2 separate regions of the Homo sapiens genome follow, and region 1 is linked to region 2. The links are chromatin contacts, found by Hi-C in ENCODE. All regions are on one chromosome and are shown on one strand. Each heading gives the region's core, a stretch centred on a gene start or an enhancer-like site at or near the end of the contact. The rest is flanking DNA. Distances are from core to core; before and after follow the strand shown.

The links. Hi-C counts contacts between places; a loop is a spot of excess contacts on that map. Pooled maps may share reads with other maps.
Region 1: a loop to region 2 is called in a map of endothelial cell of umbilical vein, with 2.4 times the contacts of the local background. The contact joins the promoter of LINC02612 here to the enhancer-like site in region 2. A Hi-C loop is called at or near these places in 3 of 168 maps with a recorded cell type or tissue (MCF 10A, chondrocyte and endothelial cell of umbilical vein) and 1 of 50 pooled maps.

The regions. Positions count from the first base shown.
Region 1 is chr2:150,625,615-150,630,407 of GRCh38, reverse strand. LINC02612 (long intergenic non-protein coding RNA 2612) reads right to left here and starts at 1,511. Exons shown (of 4, transcript NR_110247.1): 1 at 1,287-1,511.
Region 2 is chr2:149,731,770-149,736,290 of GRCh38, reverse strand. The region is part of intron 1 of MMADHC-DT (MMADHC divergent transcript); the gene reads right to left. Among named protein-coding and RNA genes, the nearest start is that of LINC01931, 130 kb to the left of the region's middle. Within about 2 kb of position 2,255, at least 2 of the 41 ENCODE cell types and tissues checked have a DNase peak (open chromatin) inside an H3K27ac peak, as active enhancers do; they include endothelial cell of umbilical vein, where a contact is called at or near this core.

The DNA.
Region 1 (4,793 bases), core at 262-2,761, 890 kb before region 2:
GCTTGTGGCAACAGAACTCAATCTCTGTCTCTGTCTTTAAGTGACCTTCCTTTCTGTGTGTCTTCATCTGTCTTCCCATAAGGGCACCAGCCATTGGATTTAAGGCCCAACTGAATCCAGTATGACTATATATTAACTAATTACACTTATTTCTAAATAAGCTCACACTCTGAGGTTATGGGATGACATAAGTTTTGTGGGGATATTTTTCAACCTAGTACAACCTATAAGAATAAAGAACCATAATTTATAGACACCTGTGCTAATCTCTAGAAGTATCTGGGAAGCATGCTTAGTGCCTAACCATTTTTAAAATGTGGATAAAGATGCTTCTAAGGATCATATTCCATTCCTCAACCAGAGGGAGACAGCTTCACGTGTGCAAAACTACCGGCCTCTTAGGACCAAAGGCTTCCCTATACATATGTGACCAAACCCACATTCTTCAAGGGCCTTTCTTCATATGACTTTTCTCTGAAGGTACTTTTTCCAGAGGACGTTATTAGTCTTCCTTTAGTCCCATAAATTTGAGTAGACTTTTATAAATTTAGAACTTCTCAAGGTCCCCAAAATCCATGCTCCCAGGATTTCTAGGTAGGAAGGGCAGGAATAAAGCAGTGAAGAATCATGAAATCACAAACATTTGAAGGAAATTGAGGCACTGGGCAGCCAACCCTTTATGTAAGATAGTACCTTAAATTTCTTTGTTAGCTCCGTTAAGCAGGAATGGCCAAGTATGAAACCAGAATTTTATGTAGTAGATGATTTCTGAAGGATAGAAGAATATATTATGAGGGAGGTAGGAGGGCCCAAAACAAATCTCACCTGTTTTATCAGTTAGCCTCAAGCTATTCCTGAAGCTCACAGTGACCTCTTTCCATCATCTCAATTCTTATGCACCAAACAATCAACATAGGTGTTGTGTTTAGCCTCTGTGTTGTATTTGGCCAATATCTTCTCTCTTGAACTTGTTAAACCTTCCAAGAGTGGAGGAATGTGAGGGAGTAGAGTATAAGTGAAGACATTTTCTGTTCTCTGGGCCCAAGGAGGACAGGGGGCCTCTCATGCCCAGCACAGTGGCTAGGGAAAAGCAGGAACAGCATTCTCTAGGGCAGGTGACATGGATTTGAACATTAGAGCAAAACTCCTTTAGCTTTACCATCTCCTGCTGGTCCCTCTGTAGACCTTTTTCACCAATATGTGGTCTTTCCTATCAGTTAAAATGCTTTAGTTGTGATTAATAAAAGAACCCCCCAAAATGACCTATAAAACGAGGGGTTTATTACCTCATACAACAAGAATTGTAGAGTCTAGAAGTTTCCAAGATTAGTTAATTTAGCAGCTTAATAATATGAAGGGCCCTGGTGCTTTTGGTCTTCCTTCTCTGACTTGGCTATGTTCCTGTTGTGGTCTTGAGATGGCTGAGGCTGATGCAGACATGAAGACCAGGGCCACAATCAGGGGTGGGCCATCAGTGCTCTCCTATAGGGCCCCAGGTTCAGCAGGTCCTGCTTGGGTGCTAATGCTCTGTGGTCACTGTATTGAAATTCTTAGTAATTCTATTTAGAATGTGTGCTTTGTAAGTGAAGTATGATGGAACAAAGAAGCATGTACCAAGGGTTCAGAGCCCCAACTCATGGGCAGTCCTTCCTGACCTCCTTGCTGAGACAAGTTCTAGGCCACTTGCTCCCAGCCACTGCCCAACAGCTGCTGCCCACCTCTGCCTCCAGCAGAGGTTGGAGTATAAGTGCAGGGGATCGGGGTCAGAATAATGTGTGCTGTACATGCTGAGTTGCAGGACGAGGCTCTAGGTGTCTGTGAGGGTACCCCAAACCCAAAGCACAAATAAAAACCACCATGACAAGTCAAGAAGGAGAGATCATTGATAAAAGGAAAATGTTTGATTCTGCTTCTTGAATAAGGATCTTCACATTTTAAGTTTTCACTTGGGCCTGCAAGTTATGTGGCTAACCCTAGTTCAGAAATCCAGCATAGAAAACAGATTTTACCTTGAAAGGATTTTCTCTGTCTAGAAAAGTCTTCTTCAGATGCTTCGAGGAGATCTTAGTTCCACATAGCTCAGAGTTAGAGCACACGTCCATGCCTGAGACAATGACTGGCCAGCAATTAAGACTACTCTGATTGATACAGATCAATAGAGGTTCACTTTTGGGTCAAAGATGGTCTCCATCCCTGAACTCATGGTAGCTCCCAGTATTAGAACAAAGTTGGGGTTCAGCAAGTAAGGAAAAATCAGGGTAGAATAGTGGGAGGAGGAGGATTTAGGTAGAAAATTAGCAGTGTCTGTCACACTGTTTTCTCTATAATTTATCTCCCTTTTCATTCCATTATATCAGCTAGAGAAGCTATAAGGATTCTCAGAAATGACCTAACCAATGCTCTTCCAGTTCTTTTGCAGTGGAAACTTTTCTTCAAATGAAATCACACAGAGAACCTCAAAATCAGAAGGCACTAAGAAAACGAAAGGGTAGCTACTTTGGTTGAAACAGATGAGTGTTGCTTGGGTCCTAACAAATTAGGAAACCATTACCCTAAAGTAATAGTCTACCAAACCAATATAATTATGTCAACTTAAATGTTGTTCTTGAAAAATCTTTCCATGCTACTAACATTCTTTTTTAAGACCTCAAAAATGTCCTAAAAATAGATGTTTGTCAGACACATGGGCACTTCAGTTTATTTTCTTACTCAAATGCAACATTTTTTCTTTTTCAGGGCATATAAGATAAACTAACCCATCAGGAAGAGATACTATAACAATTAATGTTTTTCTAGTTTAATTCTTGTTTTTACCTAGGCCTGAGCATCCCACCAAGCCTTCTGATGTTTGGCCTGTGTACTTAATTTCCAAACCACCAGAATCACATTAAAATTCCTAAGCATTTGTGATTGGATGACTTGATTGACTAGCAGAATGTAACTGGGCAAGAAACTGAGTTGGAAGTTGATTTTGTTTTCTTTTCACACCAAACTCTCAGCTACTGGGCAGACAGATCATGCATCTTTCTTTACCCATTGTCCCAGAAGTTTTTTATGCCAACCATTCAGTTCCAGTCGCTCCAGTGCACTCCCAGAGGTACAAATGCCACCAGCTGAGAATGTCAGAAGAGGAAATCCAAGCCTGATTGTACTCTTGAGCTTTACAGAAAACATTTAGCAACTTGGAAAGACCTCAAGAAAATGTGTCCTAACCCTTCCACATTCCATCCACTGCTTTACCATGGTACAAATACATACACTGCAAAACCTTGCCCCTGCAAATACACACTGTAATCCACAAAACTGTGCCCTTGTGCACACACAGTCAGAAACAGAGAATTTCCTCTGCATAGGAATTCTGAAAACAAAGACCAGAGTCTGAGGTTTTCAGCACAAGGACTCCACCAGGATTAGCACAGATGCCTGGGAAAGAAAGGAGCTCAGTCTGGCAAAACACTCCCCACAAACTTAACTGAGCATCACTAGTGGAAGGAGAGGAATACACCCAAGACACACGAATGCCACAATGTCTCACTGGATATTTTCTAGTTCTAAAGATCAGGCTTTAGTTGAGTGATGCTGGTGCACACAGGCTTGCATTTTTTATGTTACCTGTTAGCGTTTCTTGGCTTTGTTCTAATCTTAGGCCTATGGCACAACTGAGGCCAGTTACCTAGAAAAAGTATCTGAAGAGGACTAGGTAAGAAGTGGGCATAGGTGAGCACTGGAAAAAGAAATTCAAACCCTTAAAATACTCTATTTCTTGAGCAATGTCTTTGTTATAAAGAAGGTCATGGTGGAAAAATGAGAATCACAATTTGTCTTAGTCTGTTTGTGCTGCTATAACAGAATACCACAGAGGAGAATTTACAAAAAAACAAAAACAAAGACAAAACAAAACAAAAAAAAACAGAGATATTTGTCTCATGGTTCTGGAGCCTGGGAAGTCCAAGACTGAAGGGTCACATCTGGTGAGGGTCTTCTTCCTGTGTCATAACATGACAGAACGCATCACACAGCCAACACACGAAACACAGAGGAAATCAAGCCAAGTTCATCCTTTTATCCTGAGCCCACCCCCGTGATAACTAACCCACTCTCATGATAAGGGCGCTAATGCTTTCAGAAAGTTGAAGCTCTCATGACCTAATCACCTCTTAAAGGTTCTGCCTCATAATACCATCACAATGGCAATTACATTTCAACATGAGTTTTGGAGGGGACATTCAAACTACTGCACACTTTGACCTGCTTTTTCTAGACTATTGAAGAATTGCCAAGCTGGTTTCAGCATTTTCAGTGGCATTTATGTATGTTGGAGATATACAACTCATCTAAAAATCATACGATAACATTTAGAAAAGTGCTTTGTAAGCTAGGAGGGTGATTTTCTTGTTATTTGTCTAAACTCCTCATTTCTAGAGTCCAGTCAAAACCGGGAGGTTGAGTGATTTGCCCTGAGTCACATGGTTTTCAGTCTCTTGGCTCTCAGTCCAGTCACCACAAAGCAGACAGCTCTAAAAAAAAGTACCCAGAGCAGATTTTCTTAGGGTAACTAACTTCACCAAATATATTATTATGCATATAATATCAGGAGTTACAAACTTTCTGGAAACCAACATCATTAACTCTAGTAAGTCATGGTTGGGAGTTCTTTGGAATGGTCCTTTTCCTGTGGATTGAATTATTCAGGCGGTTTTGGAACTCATAGAGCTATTAAGTAAATATATATAAAATCTGCCTTTTATGCCTAGTCAGCCTCTGCATGACTTTTCTTCTAAGACAAAAGGAAC
Region 2 (4,521 bases), core at 1,006-3,505:
TTATCACTAATCTTACTGAGACTATTTTCACATGAACATTGGCTAATTTTTTGTTATTATACTTAAAGTTTTCAACTGCTTTAAGTGGCACAACTAACTGGACTGACTGTGCTTTAATCCACATTAACTTGCAATAGAATCAAAAGCATCTTAATGGTCACTTTTGATCCAGTGTTTACTCTTCATATACTTGAGTCCAGGCTTTAGGGCAATGACACTGTTTTTATGAGAATGAAACCAGCCAATTGTCCCATAGAAATAATATTTCCAGGTTTTTAATAAACATAAAAATTGACCCTCCATATTAAAACTTGACACTTATATTTGTCTTAACTGAGTTTCTTCCTCAGGAAACCAACGCTCAGGCAAGGGACTGAAACTCACTAGATCACCACATCCAAAGAGATGCCAGACCCCTCATTTATCATGATTGCTTTCTGACTCCTTCCTAATTCCTGTTTTCCTGCTTTCCCCAGTATATAAACACCCCAGTTTTGGTCACTCAGGGAGACAGATTTGAGACTGACCTCTCATTCTCCTTGGCTACAGCACCCAATTAAAGCCTTCTTCCCTGGTGATACTCATTGACTCCATGATTGGCATGCTGGGTAGTGAGCAGCAGGACATAGACCCTAGAGGTACAGTAACAAGAATTCAAGACAATTAAATGTACTGAGACACTTTCTGTATTGTGCCCAAGAGCTGAGTTATTTTCCTATCATTTATGTTGAACATTTTTTTTTCTAATTCCGTTTATATAATGTGTAAATAAAAGGAAGAAAACTATGAAAGAATGTAGGGTTAAGAGTATAACAGAAACATTTTGGAGCCGCAGCCAAATGCCTGAGGAAATAGGGAGGGGATTTCCAAAGAGACTTTAGAAAGGAACTATGGGAATCAGAGTCTAGACATCTGCCAAGTCCAGAATACACTGGCGCCCTTCACAGAAGTAAGTATGTACTAGTAAAAGCATTATTCTCTATTATTTCTCACCTTTACCCAATTTCAAACTCTGTGGGAATATGGGGCAGTGGAAAGACTAGAACTACTCATTTTCAAAAGGTAGCTAAACATACCACCCTTCCCCAACCATAGACTTTCCACTTGAAACAGAACCAAACTGGAGAGAAAGACAAGATGCCTCAACTTACAGTCGTTGAGAGTATTAATTATATATGACTGGACATTATATATACTTATCCCAGGCTGTGTTTTATGTCTTGTTCATAAGACATTTTGCTACTAAGAGTGACCAGAAAAGTCAAGGGACTGACTAAGTGTTCACTCAGAGGCAGGAGCTGCCTCAGGAAGAAAAAAAGAAAAAAAAAAAAAAAAAGGAAAACAGAGTTAGTGGGAGGCAGAAATAAAACTGTGTAACTGATTTAGTTACTTTCTAATGTAGTCCTCTGCTCTACTGTTCCTGGCCCTGTCAAGTATCTCTCCTCTCACAAAGACACTGGTCCTTAGCTATGCCCAAAACTGAAGGTGCACCCTTCAAATTCAAAGCTAACAGGATATACGTTTAAGCTTAAGAAGCCCATTGTGAGAGACACAGGAAATTGGAAAGGTGGAAAAGTGCATTGTGTGGAGCCTCCAGGAGCAGGATGCTAGGTTTTCATTTTAACAGTCAACGCCATGAACCAGGGCATAAAAAAAAGAATTGCAGTCTGCTGTGTTGACTGGAATTTAAAGTAAACATGAGGAAAAATAATGGGAAGTAGAGTTAAGACAGGAATTCTAGGAGCAGGCACAAAGACAAAGGATAGTGGTTTGACTTCATGGACTTTTACTACCAAGGGTCTCCATGTTAACATCACTTTCCGACATCCCTCAGCACATAGCCCAACTAGTCCTGCCATTGCCAAGCACACATATGTTGACTAGCTGCATTTAAATTACTTAGAGAGATAAAAGAACCCTTTTTTAAGTTGTGCCCTGAGAAGTTAAAATTTTATCTCAACTTGGTTCTTTGTAGAGCACAAGAAATTGTTACTGAAAAGTTTCCATCCTCTGATAGAAAGGTCAGGCAAATATAGATAGAAGGGAAGTTAGACTCAGTCTGAGAAAGTGACTGTAAGCAGTGATTTATGGGCAGAATTCCTAGGGTGGGGGTAAGGGCAACAGCCTCAACACTGTAGACAAAGGAAACAATGCTTTATAATCTACTGAAAAAATGATAAGTCAAATTACAGAAAACATAGAACTGCAGAGATAAAAGCACATTCCCCCGGGGCAGGAAATGTAGAGCATTTAAAATGAGAAAATTTCCCCAGGCCCATTCCCTTTATTTGTCTTTGCTTCTCTCCTTTTTCTGTCTTCATTTCTCATTTCCTGTATTACTGACATTTTTAAATAAATCTATAGGAGTGATGTCAGAATTTTACATATATATGAACTAGCTTGAATATCAAAAAGTTGCATTTTTCTCTAAATAGTGATACAGATTTAACATTTGACATCTAGAAATAAACAAGAAACCATAATCCATAAAGCTTTAATTAACTGAAATACAGACAGCATGATATGATAATACATTTAGTGTTGTGGCTAAGAATAAATCATTATTATTTTAATGGTTGTCTCTGAAAAACTTCCACTTTTCCACACTTTTCTATTAAATGGGAAGCTCTATTTTCCTCCTCATTAAATCTACTGTGCTTAATGGGTTTAAAATTCAGTGTATATTGATCAACGACTGCTTCCTTAAATCATCTTCCTACACTGATTTTGCAAGTTTTCATATTTACAGCACAGGTAATAAGAAATAGTTATGCAATGGTTTATAGGTTTTAAAACATTAGAATACATTTCAAATATAAGGCCCCTTAGGCTACTCTGTATAGCCATTCTTAAATGCCCTTATTTTGATTACTTTTCCTATGTTTTGACTAAAATATTATTTGATTTAAAAGAATTCAATCCAGTTTGATTACTTTCATAGTGATCATATTTAAAAAAATTTACCCTCAAATGTTGAGCATTTCTATTTGGCAGATGCTATACTAACAGCTTTCAGCTTTACATGAAATAAGTCATGGAATTCTTACAACCACTTTACAAGATTAGTATATTTGTATATTTGCATATAGGGTAACCCTCAGAATAACCCCATAAGATTCTCACATGTACTATCCCATACATTCCCATGAAAAAGACTAAAATATGAAGTGGTGGGGAGTCCTGGCACAGGGCCCAGGAGGGCACAGCTGCCCCACTGAGATGCTCAGCAGCTCCACATGATACTGCCTTTACAAAATTATGACAGTGAGAGTAAATCTGACACAGTGGACTCCATCTTGCTTCTGACCTCTGAGCTGCCTTTGCTCATTCCTGGGCATAGACCAAGCTAACCAAGGGAGGAATTTAGCTTATACTTTAACTTTGAAGCAAGGATGATAGTAGTCCCTCCTTAAAACTAACTCTATTCCCCATTCCAACCCCCGCCACTGTTGGAGGGCTGAAATTGACTTTGAAACTGACTTGGTAAGACTAATGAAAGGCCACAAGATGAGGATTTTGGGAAGAGCCTGAGTTCTGCTAAAATGTAGGCAAAGTTTCTGTAACCCTTTACTGCTCAGTGGTCATATGGCCAGAGGTCACAAGATCTGTGGCTTCCCCAATTGCTCCTATAGAAAACATCACTATTGTAGAAACTAAGATTAACTTTTTATGAGATTTTTTTCAAACTGACCCTACCCAGACTCATGACTCATGACCCAACTGGTCCTGGGCCCCCACCCAGAGGCAGACTCAGTGTATGAGAAACGTTTTCCACACCCTTATGACTTCATTCCCCACCCAATCAGCAGCACCCCTTCTCTGGCACCCTGCCCACCAAATTGTCCATAAAAACTCTCATCTCCAAGCCTTCAGGGAGACTGATTTGAGTTAAAACTCTGTTTACCATGTGACCTGCCTTGCATTAATCAGACTCTTTCTTCATTTACCTTTCATCATTGAAACAGGCAGAAAGAATCCATTAGGTGATTTACATGTGCAGCCTGGTTCTGTAAGGTGGGCTGTGTGGTCACAGCAGCTAGGACGGTATCTAGATTGCCCCCATGCTTGGGCATTAAGGTGCAGAGACAGGCTAACTCACTTAATAGAAATATGACTCATCCTGCCTGCCGTTAAACCAAACATTTGTGTCTCTTCAATGAGGACCATTCAAGAGTAGTTTCTTTCCTTCACATCCCAGTATCCCAGAGTTCAAGCTGACTCCTTTCATCGTTGGTCATTCCTCAACATTTAACTGGAAGGAAATATCCCTGAGCTTAAGTGTTATGCTTAATGCAGTAAGCATGACCCCTTCTCAATAAGCAAAAACTTACGCTTTGTCTTAACTGTTATGGGTTGAATTGTGCACCCTCTCAAAGAAAAGTATCTTGAAGCCATAACCCCCAGTACCTCAGAATGTGACTTTACTTGGAAATAGGGTCTTTATAGAGGTAACCAGTTATTATGAGGTCATTAGGATGGGTCCTAATCCAATATAACTGGTGTCTTTGTAAAAAGGGGAAA